3 separate regions of the Homo sapiens genome follow, and regions 1 and 2 are each linked to region 3. The links are chromatin contacts, found by Hi-C or POLR2A ChIA-PET in ENCODE. All regions are on one chromosome and are shown on one strand. The core of a region is the stretch at or near the end of the contact, and the rest is flanking DNA. Distances in the headings are between cores, read along the strand shown. Region 1 has its middle 21 kb from the start of LINC02695. Region 2 overlaps PICALM (phosphatidylinositol binding clathrin assembly protein). Region 3 has its middle 47 kb from the start of PICALM.

Region 1 (4,242 bases), core at 1,736-4,235, 99 kb after region 3:
GACAGAGCAAGACCTTATCTCTTAAAAAGAAAAAAGAAAAGAAATACTCAAAATGTATCCATTTATTTGACAAGAATTTATTGAGTTTCTCTTATATACTAGCCTTTCTATTTATGTATTTGTTCTCAAAGTGATGTGAAATAATTTTTTAAAAATTATTTATAAGCTAATATTAGAGAAGGGAAGTTTGTACTTATTATTTTTTTTTTGAGACAAAGTCTCACTCTGTTGTCCAGGCTGGAGTGCAGTGGTGCATTCTCAGCTCACTGCAACTTCTGCCTCACAGGTCCAAGTGACTCGTGCCTTAGCCTCTGTACTTATTCTGACTATCAACCATGTGTTTGGTACTTTATATAGCTCCATGTCTGATCTGTAAAATATCATTTAATTTTTTGTCTTCACATCAGTCTTGAAAATAATCTTTCCCCTCCCACCACCATTTTTACAGAGAAGGGAGCTGACACTCCGAAGGTGCAAAGTCCAAGATCATATGACTCATGGACAGAAGCACCAAGATGTGGACCTAGCTTTGTCTTCCTTCAAAGCCCAGGCCTTTTTCCTCATACTATACCATCTCTTGGGTTGGATCTGTGAGCAAGGCCAGGTCTGAATGATTAAAAAGTCACTATTCAACCAACTGAGCCCACATGGCACACAGCATCAAAATGCTCACTTTAGCAAATTATCCCAAAGATAATTGCCATAACTTGATCAACTTCTTACCACGAATTCAGCAGTCTTGGAAATACAGTTTATGATTGAATCTATGAGCATGAAATGAAATGTAGGTTTTTTCAGTTTTTAAACAAAACTGGATAACTCTTATTGGCTTTTTTTTTTTTTCTGGTTTTGCTTGTTTTTAGGCCATTTCCTCCAACTGCTATTACTTCTAAACAACATAACCTAGAGTGTGTTAGCAATTATCTGGTTAATCTGACCAGCGTGAACATCCAGCCTACATAAAAATAATACTGAATTGACAACCAGAAAGTAAACTAGGGTGAAATTCAAAATTAGATTTCAAAATTATTAGGTCACACCATCACTAGGCCAAAAGTCTTGAGAAATTTATCCAAGTAGTTCACAATCATGGGTAGATATGGGGGCAGAAGAGGAGGATGGGATGGAGAACTAGTTAGTGTTCCCTTGTCGGGAATGAAAGGATTGTATGATATACACTATTCTCTACAGGGTATGCAGATATTCTCCCAAGAGCACTTCCATGCTGTGGCACTGGCTGGGCCATAGTACCAGAAAGGTGGTTCACAGACAGACTCAAAACTCTGGACTCTATGTGGAATGTTTATGGGCTCTTCATCCTCAGACCTTACCCTTTAATCCTTTCTTTTGGATCTATTTCCTATCTAGTGCCAGGGTTCTATGTGCATGAAATCTTGACTGTCCCTCTTGGGGAGTCCATGGCAAGATATGCTGGAAGCGGCGGAAGGTCCAGGGCAGTGACTCTGCCTCTAACCTCTAGGTAACCACCCAGATAGAAGGAGTCTCCTCAAGATAGGAAAGGCGTCAGATGTTCTAGCTCAGTTCTGGGACAGTGGTTCACCATTAGTGGATAGGAATTTTCTTTAGTCAGTCACTGAGTAGCACAACCCACATGTTCTCTAACTCAGGCTGTAGGGAAGGTCCTCCAAGTCCTTGACAAAGTTCTTCAGGAAACTGAGGAAATGGGCCTAATAAAAATTTAACTGTTGGTAGACTATGAAAGCCCAAGAGTATGATTAGTGCATTGGGGAGAATATTAGTTATAACTTTGCCTGCGAAGTACCCCCCTCTTCTTTAGGGCACACAGCCTCAGCAAGCAGGGCGATGCGGTCGAAGAAAAGAAGCCAGAACTCAATGGGGCAGTGTTGAACCCCAAAACCAGAGAATACCACTGGGAGCAACAGTAGGAAAACAGAGCAGAGCCTGTGAGGCAGTGAAATTGAGAGATGGGCACTCCCAGATTCTGGGTACTTCATGTACACCTGGGATATGTGCAGCCATCCTAGAACCTGCCTAGAAAGGAAGCACTTGAGGGACTAGTGTTCCTGCTCAAAACTGCCTGGGTACAAATTTGCTTCCTTAAAGTGGCTTGCCATTGATTCGTTCTCATTCATTATGCATTGGGTTGTTATTGTTTTTGTTGTTTTATCAAGTCTCAAGTTCTGTTGGTGTCTGTGTTCTACCCGCACTTATCTAGTGAGGTTGAAAATAAATAACAGACATTTAACAAGGCAGTAGAGCAAAAATGGTTAATAGTTTGGGCTCTGGATCTAGAAGACTTCATATTGTGACTCTGCCATTTCCTATCTATATATCCATGGGCAAATTTCTTAACCTTAATTTCCCTAAGACTCAATTTTCCCATCACTAAAATTAGAATAATAACTGTCACAAAATTATTATGAGGATTAAATAAGATGGATATATGTGAAGTGCTTAGATCTGTGACTACATATAGTAACTCTCAATAAATGCTATTCTTTATTATCATTATTATTAGGGTTTTAAGGTTCACAGAGCACTGTCATATGTATTTTCTCATTGGAATTAATTAGTGTTGACATACAATGCAAGTTAGGGGTGCGAAAGTAGATGGATAAGGGAAGAGACTGGTGAATGAGAGGTCCCTTCTTCCTCCTTGCTCTGGCATCTAACGTTAGATTAAATTTCTAAGCCGTGCCCGAACTCTGGATCTCATGCTCTCTCCTTTTCTCTCCCACTGGCTTTCCTCTTCCATCCTCTTAACTCTGTGGCTGGAATGTCCCGACGTGAGGCTCATCACTGCTCCAGCACAACCCCCTCCCCTTCACTTCGTCATCCAACCTTTCTCCATCTCAATCAGAAGATAGCTAAACCCCATTGAGGGCAGCAGGTGCACAGCCCACAGTGCTCACTGTTGGAGCAGGGCCTCTCTGGAGGAAATGCCCAGAGCAGTGGGAGGACTGGGAGAAAGCCTCAGTGTCACCCACAATGTTTCCCTGTTTCCTCTTCCTTGGGACTCCCCTTGTGGTGTGGCTGGGGAAATCCAGCCCAGTCATCTCTGAACTAAGAGCTTGATCTTCCAGTCTGGTTGCTTTGGGTGGGTAGAGCAGGCTGAAGTGACTGTCCCCACCCACACCCAACATTTCATGTTCATCTACTCAAACCCTCCAAAATGTTCTGTTCTTTTGGAGGACCACCCCTGCAATCTCCCAAATTAGCCAGAATGACAGATTCACACATGGAGCAGTTATGTTTGGCATACTTTTTCTGTAAGGTCCTCTAGTCACTATTAAAGATGATCACCCCTACTGGTTTCCCCTCCAGACTCCTGAGAATCACTGAGAGAGGTGGTTGTGGCTCAACCCCATACTAGGCCATTTAAAACAAGGTTATTTGGCCAGGTGCAGTGGCTCATGCCTATAATCCCAGCAATTTGGGAGGCTGAGGTGGGCAGATCACCTGAGGTCAGGAGTTCGAGACCAGCCTGGCCAACATGGTGAAACCCCATCTCTACTAAAAAATACAAAAATTAGCCGGGCATGGTGGCAGGTGCCTGTAATCCCAGCTACTTGGGAGGCAGAGGCAGGAGAATCGTTTGAACCTGGAAGGTGGAGGTTGCAATGAGCTGAGATTGCACCACTGTACTCTAGCCTGGGTGACAGAGCGAGACTCCATCTCAAAACCAAAAAAACCAAAAAACCAAGGTTATTAAAGAGGTTAATCGGACCTCCTTAGCACTCTGGAGTGGGCAAAAAGAAAAAAAAGAGGTTAATTAGTAGCATATAATCAATAATGCATTAAATCAGTAGATGAACCATGGAAACTGAAAATTCCCTGTGCCACCAAAGTCCCTTTCTTTTGAATGCCCTTCACCTTGCTTATGGCTGATGATGAGGTCAGAAGTCTTTCTACTGGGGCTTCTGTCTACAGCCTCCACCAGGTGCCTCTGATCCATTTTTGCCTCTAGCGCTTGACTTGGACCTCAGCTGTGGATTCTGCTTCTACTTGTGCCACCTCAGACGCATCCTCAATTGAGTTTTCAGCTACTTAAAAAGTTTGAAACTCACAGCCTACATGCAGAACATTCAAACTCTTAACCTACAGGAAGTCCAAAATCTGCACGTCAGTTCCCTTGGTATAGATGCCCTTTTCATCTCCGGATCCAATATATTAACCCTAGCTATCAAGTTTTTTTCCAGGAAATGAAACCAACTTCTGGGTTGGTGCCTTTGAAAGATCCTTAAACATAATCACATGTGC
Region 2 (4,361 bases), core at 1,781-4,280, 95 kb before region 3:
AACATAATTCTACAGCCATTCATAAGAATGAGATGGATTGAGGCCAGATGAGGTGGCTCATGCCTGTAATCTCAGCACTTTGGGAGGCCGAGACAGGTAGCTCACTTGAGGTCAGGAGCTCAAGATCAGCCTGGCCAACATGGCAAAACCCCATCTCTACTAAAAATACAAAAATTAGCTGGGCATTGTGGCGGGCACCTGTAGTCCCAACTACTTGGGAGGCTGAGACAGAAGAATCGCTTGAACCCGGGAGGTGGAGGTTGCAGTGAGCCAAGAGCACGCCACTGCACCCCAGCCTGGGTGATAGAGCCAGACTCTGACTTAAAAAAAAAAAAGAAAAAAATGAGATGGATCTATGTGTACAGACATTGAAAATGTCCAAAATACACAGGAGGGGAAGAAAAGCAGCCTTCAAAGAATCTGATCCAATTTTTATGTAATTTTCTATGTGCCTTTATATACATATTTCTATTTACTCGCACAGAAAAGGTTAGACACACTAAAATGTTAACATTTTCTATGAATTAGGATGGTATTTTTCTTAAATTTTATTACTTTTGTAAACATAAAAAAAAATCTTAATAAATCAAACTTTACTACTTACAATGAGAGTCCTCTCCAAAAGGTGTAGCCTACTGAGGTTTTTGCCATGATATAATAATTTCAATTGCTGTCATGTCCTCAATTTATACCTGATATTCTTGATTTTTTTCTTTTGTATTTATACAGTCTGACGTGTATATGTGTGTGTATAATGCCACTTTTGCACTTCTTCTTGGTCCCCACTCAATTATGGCTCCTCCTTGATTCAACTAAGTCAATACTAATTTTATTGTACTTAATCAGGAGCTATTTTCCTCCAATTAAAAAAGACTGCTCTATTAAATAAAAAAATTCACCAACTATTCTCAAGACTGGCCCTTCAAATTAGAACAAAAGTTACCATTTTAAAAATCTATTATTCTGAAATCTGTAAATACACTGAAGATCAACTTCACTGAAGACACTTTACAGTGAAATATTATTGGACAGGATACAGAGGTTAAAAATCAGACTTCTAAAAAAGTTCTCCACCATAATCTTCTACAAAGTGCTTAAATATATGAAACAAAATCTGTAGAATTTACTTTAGGTATATTCCAAAATAATCACCTCCTGATGGATTTGGAATGGCAGCATAGAACATTTAAATTCAGCTTTAAATTTTCTTGCATAACTAAGAGGTTACCTCTATATTTTAATTAAATTTTTCACTTCAGTCCATTAATTTAAAATTTCAATAGAACAATCTAAAGGAACACATCAATTGCTTAGACCTTTGGGATCACTGAGCAGCAGAGTGGCTCAGGAAGGCATTCACCAGACTATTTCTGTACATGCCAGATTCCCTTCAAGACAGGTCTTCATAGCTACAAGGGTCATCGCTGCTGCTAAGAATGTCTTCAGTGGCTTTCTCCTGAGGCCTCATCCTATATCCTAGGAAAAAAATCTGCATATCAGGTGTTATCACTTATAGAAGCACTGACTATATCATTCATGTGACTGGATCATGTACTAAGATGATTGTTATTTAGGGTGCAGCAAAAATTAAATGCATCTTCTGCATTTAAGATTAAAAGAAAGCTTAAATACAAAACAGCACTGAAAGAAATGAAAAAAGATCCAAATAAACAGAAACACATCTCTTGTTCATAGACTAGAAATTTAATCATTAAGAAGGTAATACTCCCCAAACTGATCTATAGATTCAATGCAATCCCCCACAAAATCCCAGCTATCTTTTCTGCAGAAATCAAAAAGCTGATCCTGAAATTCACATGGGAATGCAAGGGGCCCAGAACAGCTAAAACAATCTTGGGAAAAAAAAAAAAAAAAAAAGAATAGAATTGGAAGACTCACACGTTCTAATTTTAAAACACACTGCAAAGCAACAGTAATCAAGACAATGTGGTACTGGCATGAAGATATACATACAGATCAACAGAACAGAACTGCAAGTCCAGAAATAAACCTTTACATTTATGGTCAACTCATCTTCAACAAGGTACTAAGACTATCCAATGGGGAAAGAAGAGTAATTTCACAAAATGTTGCTGGGATAACTCAATATCCACATACAAAAGAATAAATTTGGACTCACCTCTCACACCATATACAAAAGTTAATTCCAAATAGATAAGAACCTAACTATATGGGCAAAAAATACAAGATTCTTAGAATAAAAAGTAGGAGTAAATCTTTGTGACCCTGGATTAAACAATGATTTCTTAGACATGATTACAAAAGTACAAGCAACCAAAGGAAAAAAAAGATACACTTAATTAATTAAAAATGTTTGTTCTTCAAAAAACACCAACAAGAAACTGAAAAGACAAGCCATGGGAGAAAAATATTTGCAAATTATTTATGCGATAAGAAACTGGTGCCCAGAACATATTTTTTAAAATTCTTGCAACTTAACAATAAAAAGGGCAAGTAACCCAATTTAAAAATGAGCAAAAGGCCAGGTCAGTAGCTCAAGCCTATAATCTCAACACTGTGGGAGGCCAAAATGGGAAGACTGCTTGAGCCCAGGAGTTCAAGACCAGCCTTGGCAACATAGTGAGAACTCATTTGTATGAAAATTTTTTTAAAAATTAACTGAGCATAGTGTTGCATGCCTGTGTTCCCAGCTACTCAGCAGGCTGAGGGGGAAAAATTGCTTGAGCACAGGAGGTCGACACTGCAGTGAGCTGGGATGGTGCCACTGTCTCAAAAAGTGAAAATAAAAAATAAAAACAGGGCAAAGGGTTTGAAGAGGCATTTTTTCAAAAGACGATATGCAAATGGTCAACAGCTCAAAAAAAATGCTCAATATCATTAGCCATCAGGGAAATGCAAACTAAAAATCACAAGACACCAGTTCACACCCACTAGGATGGCTACCATTTAAGAAAAAAAAAAAAAGGCAAAAAAAAACCCAGAAAATAACAAGTATGGCAAGAATAGGGAGAAACTGAAAGTGCCATACATTGCTGGTGGGAACGTAAAGTGATTCAACTGCTTTGAAAAATGATTTGGCAGTTCCTCAAAATGACAAACATAAGAGTTACCATATGACACAGCAATTCCACTTCTAGGTATACACCGAAGAGAATTAAAAAGATAATCCACATAAAATCTAATGTTCACAGCACCATTATTCCTAATAGGCAAAAGTAGAAACTATTCAAGTGGCCATCACCTTATGAACAGATAAACAAAATGCAGTATATGTCCATAAAGTAAAATATGATTTGGCTAGAAAAAGGAATAAAATACTGATATATGAAATAACATGGATGCTATAACTTGGACATATCATGCTACACAAAGGTCACATATTGTATAATTTCATTTATATGAAATGTTCAGAATAGACAAGCCCAGAGACACAGAAAGTAGATTCATGGTTGCCAGGATCTAGGGGAAGAGGGAATAGGAAATGAATGCTAATAGGTATAGAGTTTCTTTGTGGAGGTGATAAAAATGTTCTGAAATTAGTGGTGATGTTGGACAACTTTGTAAATACACTAAAAACCAATGAATTACACACTTTAAAATGATAAATTTTGTTATGTGAATGATATCTCAATAAAGGTGCTATAAAAAGAACTTAAAAACAAATCCTACCACAAAAAGTACTTGATATACCTCATCAAAGAAAAATGAGGCTCATCTTTTAAAACTGGCTAAAATTTCATAATTCATAATCTAGTAACTCCTATGTTTTACATTTTTAAAAATTCAAATCAATTAGATGTCAAAAAAAGCTTAACTCACCCTCTCTTCACTTTTGTGAAATCAAATGCAACTTGTCTGTATGAAACTGCTTTCTCATTTAAATATCTACTATACCGCCTAATAAATGTAGACATGTCATATCCTGTAAAAAAACAAAAACAAAAACAAAACAAAGAGAGAGACAAGTTTTTATAAATGACTAAAAATCCCAATATGCCTAGAAAAACAACTCATTGCATCCAATGGCTATAAAATGTCTTGATATCCCAATTCAATTTAGTATGTAAATTAAGTAACTAATTAATAACATTACCATTAAATTCTCTTAAGGCTTCATATTTAAATCAGATAAGTCCTATGTAGTTTTAAAAAAAAAACCTCTTCCCTTAGAACTTCACTATTCTCTCAATATTCCTATTCTTTATTCATCAGGAATTAGAAAAACGTTCTTTTACACAACTTGATAATCTCACAACTCAAATTTAACATCCTATGGAACCACAATCCCATTCCTCAAATCAAGCAACTTTATATAATTTTTATACTCCTAAAATCTTTAGCTGTATTTAGAACCATAACTTGTATGTGCCAACCTTATA
Region 3 (4,261 bases), core at 1,091-3,590:
CCCAAAACATGTTCTACACTCAGTCTTTCATATGTCAGTAAATAGCACCACCATACCCCAAGGAGTTCAAGTCAAAACTTAGGACTCATTCTGGTTTCCTGTTTACCTTGCTCCCAAAATCCAATTCATCAACAAATCCTAGAGGTTAATTCCTCCTAAATAAATCCTGAATTTTACCATCACCACTGATATCATCCTCATCCAAGCCACCATCATCATTTACCTGGACTTTTGCAAAGGATTCCTGTTTTCACTATTGCCCTTCCATACTCCATCCTCTATCCAGCAGATAGAATCATCTGTTAAAAACAGAAATAAGTCCATATCTCTCCTTTGCTTACTCCAGCCCCATCCATAGTCTCCCACTGTAATTAGAACATAACCAACAGTTGTGCCATACCCTGTGAAACCCCATATGATCTGGCCTTTCTCCACCTCTACGGTCTCACCTCTTACCTTTCACCCTTTTATTCAGTTCATTTCAACTACATTGTACTTTTTTCTCCTATCTCATTAACCTGCACACCATGCTCATTTGCACTCAGAGCCTTTGGATTGCTGTTCCTTCTACCTGATGTGGTTTTCCCCAGGCCTTCTCATAGCTGTGTCCTCATAATCCAAGTTTCAGCTTAGTTATCATCTCCTCAGAGGAGCCTTTCTATCCCTCCTCTCCCTATTAAACGTTTTAGAATTACATAAATTTTTAAAAATTATGTGCATCTATTCCAGCTTTCTTTTGATTAGTAAAGATTTAAAAAATAGAATTATGTGCATCCATTTTTTCTTTCTTTTTTTTTTTTTTTTTTAGACAATATCACTTTGTCACCCAGGCCGGAGTGCAGTGGCATGATCTCGGCTTACTACAACCTTTGCCTCCCAGCTCAAGCAACTCACATGCCTCAGCCTCCCAAGTAGCTGGGACTGCAGGCGTGTGCCACCTCACCTGGCTAATTTTTGTGTTTTGTTTTTAGTAGAAATGGGGTTTTGCCTTGTTACCCAGGCTGATCTCAAACTCCTGGCCACAAGTGATCTGCCCACCTTGGACTCCCAAAGTGCTGCGATTACAGGCATAAGCCACTGCACCTGGCCAGTGTGCATCTATTATTTTGATATTTTAAGTTAAAGTAAAAACAAATATATAAATAAAATAGCCTCTCTAGTCACTATTATATCACTTTGCTTAGTTTTCTCCATTGAAGAAATTATCTCAAATTATTTTCTTTATGTGTCTACTTGTGTATCCTGTGTTTCTCACTACAATGTAAGCTACATTAAAGAGGGGATTTGCTTTAGTGACCCCAAGACTGCTAACCTCATGTCCTATCATGTATCCCAGCACCTTCAAAGTCTTTTGTACATTGTAGACTCTCAATAAATATTTGTTAAATGAGTAGATTTCAGTTATCCAAGAGACAGGCAGTGTTCTTTTGGCTGATGCTTATATGCATTCACTTGAAAAGAGTATTGTAACAAAATTTGTTCAAGTTGGATTTTGTTTGCATATTAAGATACTACTGCTGATACCCATGCATATGGAATGGGTCTTTGATACAAGTGAGAAATTGCCAACACTCATTTACAGCCTATTAATAAATGGGCTTTATCCTATAGATTAGTATCTATGTCCCTGTCAACATGGCAGTGGTAAAGTTCACATCAAAGTAAAAATTGAAAAACAAAATTAATGTTAATTTGGATTTAAAAGCTCATACCTGAGTTCTGCTTTCAAGGCAGTGAGGAACTGTGGGGAACTGTCTGGAACTGTTGATGCTGCAGGTGAAGCTAGAACATGAGAATGCTATAGGCTGGTTTGTAGCACAATGAAAATGGAAGAATAAGAGGTAAGGCCAGTTGCCCGGAGACTCCAAATAAGAAACATGGTTATGAGGAAGTGGTTTAGAATTAGGGCTTTGAAAAATAATAGCTGTCATTGATTGAGTGCCTACTATGTGTGAGGCCATTCTCCATAATCCTTACGGAAACTCCTAAGCTAGGTATTATCTCTCCATTTTACAAATGAGTAAGCTGAAGTTCAGGAGGTTAAATGACTGCCAAACCATACAGTTATGTAAAAAGTGGAGCAATGATTTAAACTAGATTTTTCAAATCCTAAAGCTGACATGCTTTCCACTGTACCACAATGTCTTCCTTTGTACTGGTGCACTCCATTTATTTCTGTGATTCCTGACACCAATTTTAGGGCCTGGGACAGCATCCTAATGGAATCATGCCTAGCTGGATAGCAAATGCCTCTGCTGCCAGTAGAGGGGCAACTTAAGAGAAAGGTCCAAGCCAAATTGGATCCAAGAGTTTCTGACTAAGCAGGTTTCAAACCTCCTGCTCACACCTCTTCCTCCTCACTTTCTTTCCCAACATCCTCCCACGGCTCACCTCTACCTCTGTCCACTGGAGACACCATCCTCCAGGTGCTAATAAGAAAGCTACTCTGACCATGGAAAAAGGGAAAGAGGCAGCTCAGCAAAATCACTGCTGAGAGCCTGGGCAGGCTTAGGCAATGTGATCTGAAGAGCTGAAGTGTGCAGCCCACAGAGAGAAAGAATTGGATAAAATACAAAACTAAAGAAGAGGATAAACCTAAGAGGAAAATCTTCCTGACAGAGATGAATTAGTTACGGGACTAACTCCGCAAAGGAAGAGATTGGGCTCCGTTCCCTGAGGCTCCCTGAGCAGAAACCATGTTACAGAGAACAAGTAGGGGGGTTGTGGTTAGCAGGGACATCAATGACTAATAGGTGCTTTCCACCTCTGAGTTTTATGAAGATGAGTGGAGTCTTTTTGAATAGAGAAAGAAATGAAAATAATAATTAACATGGAGAGATGGGGCTGACTAAAGCATGGCAAAGATAAACAGGAATGAGGCTGTTGGCCCTCGTAGTGAGTGTGGAAAATCATTTCTTCCAATTGGGAGAGGCAGAGGTGATCAGTTCAGAGGTTTAAATTCAGAGTCCAGGCTCTGTCACTTACTGATTATCTGAGCAAATTAGTTAGCCTTTCTAAGCTACAAAATAGGAAAAATACACTATTTTTCAGATTATTTCTCACTGCAGATTAGGAGTAATGCCATTGAAAAGGTTCTTATGAAGATTAAATGAGACAACTCATGTAAACAACAGTATCTACTTAGCATGAAGTAAGCACTCAAATGACAGTAATTATTATTGGAATATGGCTTCGTGTGGAGGGGGAAATAGAGCTGGGCAATTATTATCAAGGTCACCATATGGGGATAATTTTTCCCTTTGGACTTAATGATGGCATCTCCTTGGTTTAATTATTTGCTGTGTTGGTAGCTCACATCCTCTCTACTGACTTGGCTTTCAGCTCACGGGAAGATGAAGCCCAAATACAATAGATACCAAGGCAAGCTTGCCAAAGAGCAGCTCAACCCATACTGGTACTCTGAGTCATTCTAAGGATAAAGCCGCCTCTCCATGGAGAAGGATATTGTACACAGGAGATAATACTAATGACACCGTCCATTTACTTAGTCTCTTACAGTTTACAAAGCACTCTTACCTGGGAAGGGTTACTATCTTCATTTTATAGATGAGGAAACAGAGACTTAGAGAGGTGAAGCAACTTGATTAAGGTTGCATAGATAATTGGTTGTGAGGATTCACTCCCAGCTCCTCTGACATCATGTCTGGGGGCTCTTTTATACCACAAGATGCTGCAGGGAACATGAACAGGTACCAGATTAGGAGGCTAGTTGCTTTCAATCATAAAAACAGTGAATTTAGGAACAGGAAGAAGCTTTCAGATGACCTAATACTGTGGTTTTAGATTGTGTCCAGGGGTCTAGTAGGCGGTGGAGGGAGCCAAGCAGGAGGCGGGATCAGCTTTTATCAATTAAATTCATCAGATTTTAATTTGATGAAATTAAAAAGAAAAAGAAAGTTGGAAAAACCTAATCTAGTTCAACTAACTGTCTCATTTCCCCAAGAAGGATATTGAGGCCCAGAAGGGTTAAGTAACTTATCCAAATCAGAGCTAAGACTAGCATAGCACTCAGTCCTCAGTCACCTGCATATTTGATAAGCATGTCATAAATGTCCTCATTCTCCAAATATTTTCCTTTGATTACCTCAAGCAAGTCACTTACATGTAATAATCAAATCATTGAAGAGAAATTAGCTCTGGTGTGAGTCTCTTCTGATGACACCATGTGACCTTGGAATAGTCGATTGATCTCTGGACCCTCAGCTTTTCTATAGGTAAAATGGGGATCATAATTTCTGTC

The links. Hi-C counts contacts between places; a loop is a spot of excess contacts on that map. ChIA-PET counts read pairs that join two places held with the same protein, here RNA polymerase II (POLR2A). Pooled maps may share reads with other maps.
Region 1: a map of GM12878 shows a loop between it and region 3 (2.2-fold over the local background). The contact joins two enhancer-like sites. A Hi-C loop is called at or near these places in 1 of 168 maps with a recorded cell type or tissue (GM12878), 5 of 37 single-sample maps with no recorded cell type and 14 of 50 pooled maps. POLR2A ChIA-PET finds 5 or more read pairs at or near these places in 4 of 52 experiments (GM12878, Panc1, WTC11 and 1 more).
Region 2: a loop to region 3 is called in a pooled map, with 4 times the contacts of the local background. The contact joins two enhancer-like sites. A Hi-C loop is called at or near these places in 3 of 50 pooled maps. POLR2A ChIA-PET finds 5 or more read pairs at or near these places in 3 of 52 experiments (Caco-2, WTC11 and activated CD4-positive, alpha-beta T cell).

Annotation. Positions count from the first base shown.
Region 1 is chr11:86,211,911-86,216,152 of GRCh38, forward strand. No RefSeq gene overlaps it. Among named protein-coding and RNA genes, the nearest start is that of LINC02695, 21 kb to the left of the region's middle. RefSeq lists an enhancer at 2,984-3,073. Within about 2 kb of position 2,986, at least 2 of the 41 ENCODE cell types and tissues checked have a DNase peak (open chromatin) inside an H3K27ac peak, as active enhancers do; they include GM12878, where a contact is called at or near this core.
Region 2 is chr11:86,018,566-86,022,926 of GRCh38, forward strand. PICALM (phosphatidylinositol binding clathrin assembly protein) reads right to left here. Exons shown (of 20, transcript NM_007166.4): 4 at 3,802-3,904. Among named protein-coding and RNA genes, the nearest start is that of PICALM, 48 kb to the right of the region's middle. Within about 2 kb of position 3,031, at least 2 of the 41 ENCODE cell types and tissues checked have a DNase peak (open chromatin) inside an H3K27ac peak, as active enhancers do.
Region 3 is chr11:86,113,796-86,118,056 of GRCh38, forward strand. No RefSeq gene overlaps it. Among named protein-coding and RNA genes, the nearest start is that of PICALM, 47 kb to the left of the region's middle. RefSeq lists an enhancer at 2,495-2,964. Within about 2 kb of position 2,341, at least 5 of the 41 ENCODE cell types and tissues checked have a DNase peak (open chromatin) inside an H3K27ac peak, as active enhancers do; they include GM12878, where a contact is called at or near this core.